Linked DNA regions of Mus musculus: region 2 is linked to region 1. Evidence: chromatin loops called from intact Hi-C (ENCODE). Cell type or tissue: gastrocnemius. All regions are shown on one strand. Region 1 has its middle 6.1 kb from the start of Fam240a. Region 2 has its middle 2.8 kb from the start of Gm26409.

Region 1 (2,500 bases):
AATTCAGTATCAGCTCATCTCTATCTGTTTTTAAAATCTACCCTGGATCTTTATTTGACGTCATAGTACGTGTATACATTTGTTTGGGAAGACTGACATATTTACTATATTGAGTCACAAACCTTGTATAGCTCTCATTCTGAAGAAGGTTTCTAGTATCCCACTCATCAGCCTTTAGCAAACATACATGTGTTCTATTGGATATCTCAGTGTTTTATGCGGGGAGGGGGGATATATTGCTAATGCTATTGAGATTTGAACTTTAGTTTCAGATTGTTCATTGTTAGCATGGGTTGGTTTGGAATCATTTATATGCCCTACATCCTTGCTAAATTCATTGACTAGTTCTGGGAATTTATAAATTACGTTTAATTAATTAATTTACTGGGGAAGACGGTCATGTCATAGTGTACATTGTAACAACTTCCGGAAGTCAGTTCTGTTCTCCCACCACGTGGAACCCCTGCACTCAGCTCTTTAGGCTTGAAAGAGCCACCTGCCCCCCTGCCACTACCCCCTCTGTTAAAGGCAAAGTGTCTTGTAGCTTAGGCTAGCTCTGAGCTTGTTATGTAGTTGAAGATGGCCTTGAACTTCTGATCTCCTGAGTGCTGGAATTACAGCATGGACCAAGGTACCCAGCCTTATTCCTTGCTGAGAATTGAGCCTAGAGGTCCCAGAACGCTAGGCAGGCATCCCACCCACTAGGCTACAATTCCTGGCCCCTCCAGGAAACATTTGAGTGGTTTAATCTATATATACTTGAAAAGCTTCGATCTAGCCAGGTGACACTCACATTTTTTTATATCCATGATTTCCTCTGGACGCTCGCTACGGGTTTCTTTTTTATCCAGAGAGGAGAAAAGTCATTATCACACCCAGGTGTGTCTGTTTTCTTGCCCAGCTCTGCCAGGGTTTGTCCATGTGTACTGAAGAGTCAGCTGCTTTCAGCACTCTGGCCTTTTCCACGCTGAGCACCGGGTCTGGATATGGGTTCCTTTGGATTCAATTTCTTGAAGCTAAAGATTGAGGATTTATGGAGGGTTTTTGTTTTGTTTTTGTTTGTCCAACTTGGGAGAGTTTAGCTTTTATTTGTTCAAATATATTTTCCTGGGCTTCACTCTTTAACCCCTCTAATTCTTTAGCTCTAATTCTCAGAATTCCCCCTTTCCAGTCCCTTAGTCTAAAATCTGAGCCTGACATGAGTTTTACTGGGACCATCAGGAGAAAAAACTGGCCAGAAGAGTCAGCTCCGCCCTGCTAGGCTGCAGCGCCCCCTACTGGAGATCAGGTGTTTCGATGTCAAAGCCTCGGAAGCCTTGAGCTCAGTTTCTAGGTTTCAGAGTCTTGAGTCTAAACCAAGGACTGCAGAAAACAAAGAGTTTAACAGTGTTAGTAATCTTGCAATTCTAGTCTTTACCCGAAAGCCTCATCCGGCTATGTGCAGTTCAGACTGTCACACGGCAGTTCATGGTTTGTGTCCACTTTTTATCAGCATGCTTCTTTGGAGAAGAGTGGGGTTTCTGTCCTCCGTTTTTGTCAGAGACAGGAACCTGTCTACTCAGTACAAGCCACGACTATAAAGAAAAATCCGAGGGATGAAAAGATGGTGCAGACATCTTGTTGCTCAAGTATGAGAATTGGATTTCCACTTCCAACACTGATATATAAAGACCAGTGTGATTCCATGCACTGTAACGGAAACTGGAGCTTGCTGACTGACAGCGTAGTCAAAACATGAGCTCCTGGTACAGGGAGGGAACCTGCTCCAAACCAACAAGTTGGACTCTACACTTTCTGGCCTTTGTAAGTATGGATGCATCACATATACACAGACACACACACCACACACACACAGACACACACCACACACACAGACACACCACACATAGACACAGACAAAAACACACCACACACTTACACACAGACACACACCACACATATACACACACACAGACACACACCACACATATACACACACACAGACACCATACATATACACACACATACCACACATACATGCACACACACACCACACAGACACACCATACGTAGACACAGACACATACTTACACCAAACATATACACACAGACACCACACACAGCACACACATATACACACAGCATACACTTATATACACACACAAGAACACCACACACACACACCACACACACCCACATACATAGACACAGACACACACACAGACAGACACACACCCACACATATATGCACAGATATCACACATAGCATACACACAGACACAGGCACACACACATCACACACATACATAGACATACACAAACACACAGATACCACACACACATACATACATACACAGACACCACACACATACCTGTATACACCACACACACACAGACAGACACAATACATACAGAGACACACATACATACCTGTACACACCACACACACATATACAGACACAATACACACAAATACACCACACATGCACACACTGATACACAGTGCAAGAAGGAAGATGAG
Region 2 (2,500 bases), 150 kb before region 1:
CTGGTCTTCTACAACAAAGCCCCATAAATTCAGTGGCCTGTGGGAAACATAAGCTTATTTCTCACAGTTCTGAAGATTAAAGTCCAAGACCAAAGTCCCAGCAGAATGTCTCTGTGATGAGGGTCCTCTTCTTAGTTCATAGACAGTTTTTTCCTGGCTGGGGCCTTGTATGATGAAAGGCACACAGCAGCTCTCCAGCTTTTGTAAGGGTGCTAATACCATTTCCAAGGCACCATGATTGCCTCCAAAGGTTCCAATTTCCTACACCATCACATTAAGATTAGATTTCAACATGTGACATTAAAAATTATTTAAAATCTACTCTGTGAATTTTATACATGTTTACACTGTATTTTGTCCTATCTATCTCCAAATCCCCCTGGGCCAGTTGGCTAAGGAAGAAAACACTTGATATGGCTTAACTGATGAGTCTGCTCCATACAATGGAAGTAACCAGCTCTACTGCCACAGCTAATTCCACTCAGGGTGACTCTGTGGGACAGCGATGAAAGCCAGCTTGTCCTGGGGCAGAAGCCGGGTGAGTGGATTTCACTGCAGCTTGATCTATCTACATCAAGAGCTGGCGGGAAACTTAAATCCCCAGAGACTCGTTTTTTTCTGGATGATCAGGGATCAGGATCTGAAAATGAATAACAATGAAGGGGGCAGGGTGTGGTTCAACATCCTCTGCTTCTTCCCTCTCAGAGTGTCTAGACATGGCTGCCCATCAGGCTGGAAGGATGCAGCAGAGTTGGGAACAGGTGGAGGTCTGTAGGAATCCAGTCCAGCTGGGAGTGGGGTAGAGGGGGCTACTTCTCCTAGGATCTTAGTGTCACGGTTCTCTTAGGTGAAGGCCTTCTCCAATGATCCTCAATGAAATAGTTCTCTGAGACAATCTTAGCTTGTATACACACCTCCATCCGGCGAGGGCTTGTATATACTTTATTCAGGATGAACTAAAGGTTATGTAGTTTGGGGGAAGCGGGTGAGAATAACCAGGGTGGTCAAAGATCATAAGGTATTGAGATGCCTCATTAACACAGGGAGGCGCTCCAGGAATCTCAGGCTGAGATGTTCCTCAGGTAGCGAGGAGGAAACCCCAGTGACACAGGGGAGTTTGCCATTGTGCATCAAGCTCAGGGCTTTCCAGTAACGTCAGACTTCGACCTTAGCAGCAGGGTTTCATGACAGCAGGGGGCTGGACCTCAAGGAGCGGGAAGAGAAGACTATTGTCTCCCTGTGAATGTTCACTTATGCAGGCAAAGAACGTCTCCTACAGAGGTGGTCTCAACACTCAGTACAAAATGTCACTCACAGCTACCAGTCAGCCTCATTCCCCAGCCGCCCAGCGTCTGCCTGATGGACTTGTGAGCAGAGAGGCCCATAATGGCTGCATTACAGAGGCTGTGTAGAAGCTTACCAACTCGGACTCCCCAAGACCAAGGCAGGAAGTCAGGAGCGTCCAATGCCAAGTGGGTAATATGTCCATTCCTCTGAGAACAGTTCTCTGAGAGACCAGTCAGCCACCAGGTGGCAGGTTGATTCCACTGTCTGCCTTCTACCATAAATGTGGATTTATTTTCTCCACCTCTGCTTTTCCTGTTCCTAGGCTCTTGGGACAACATAATCACCCCGGTGGAATGCCCCGAGTGTGTGTCTGTTGAGTGAGTTTATTACTCGTTGCAAAGGAAGTGTAGTTGGCAAGAAGTTGAGGGCAATACGTTTTATGTGGCTTATCGGAGTCAGATTTGAGACGAAGAGCGTAACAAAAAAAAAAAAAAAAATGGAAATGAAATGGTGTGGGGACATGCTTGAAAAAAATTAATGCAGAGTATGCAGGTGACCTAGCTCAAGTGCTTCTTAAGGTGTACACACACTCTTAAGATAATTCATTAGCTCACAAATCCACTAATGGCAGAATAACTTTTTTTTTTTTTTAAGCCTAGGACAGCCTTGAACTTGCTGTGTAGCCCGGGCTGGCCTCAAACTCCAAAATTTTCACCCTCAGACTCACAAGTGCTAGTGTTACAGATGCATCCCATGGTGCCTGGCTTCAGTGAATCCATTCTGGAGAGTGAAGACCTAGTCAGCTCTTAAAGGAACCTCCTTACCCTACCTCTGTGTAGCTCATAAGGAGCCTCACAGTTCAGCAGGAGGCTTGGAGACGATAAATGATAATCCCCACCGTAGCGAAACCCAGACCTCAGTTTCCCAGTTGGTGCTACTAAATGGTTACGATGCCCAGCGGTGTGCTGGTTGTGGTTTCACAGCCACGTCAGGACAATCCCTCGCGTCCTTCCTTTCCAACGTGGGCCCCGCAGATTGGCTCCCAAAGAGAAGGGTGGCGAGAAGAAGTGCCGTTCTGCCATCAACGAGGCAGTGACCCGAGAATACACCATCAACATTCACAAGCGCATCCATGGAGTGGGCTTCCGGAAGCATGCTACTCCGGCACTCGAAGAAATTCGGAAGTTTGCCATGAAGGAAATGGGGACTCCAG

Evidence for each region. A loop is a pair of places that touch in the nucleus more often than their neighbours do. Peaks named below come from ENCODE experiments on the same cell type or tissue, not always from the same donor. Only the 100,000 strongest peaks of a DNase experiment are listed, where the experiment ranks them.
Region 2: it touches region 1 in a loop (7-fold over the local background); 18 of 42 quality-filtered maps call a loop at or near these places.

The regions. Positions count from the first base shown.
Region 1 is chr9:110,921,730-110,924,229 of GRCm38, reverse strand. No RefSeq gene overlaps it. Among named protein-coding and RNA genes, the nearest start is that of Fam240a, 6.1 kb to the right of the region's middle. In gastrocnemius, a CTCF peak has its summit at 1,270 (motif pointing left); a DNase peak (open chromatin) is centred at 1,268; H3K27ac peaks cover 362 bases.
Region 2 is chr9:111,071,377-111,073,876 of GRCm38, reverse strand. It overlaps the pseudogene Rp31-ps19. Among named protein-coding and RNA genes, the nearest start is that of Gm26409, 2.8 kb to the left of the region's middle. In gastrocnemius, a CTCF peak has its summit at 1,530 (motif pointing right); a DNase peak (open chromatin) is centred at 1,519; H3K4me3 peaks cover 217 bases.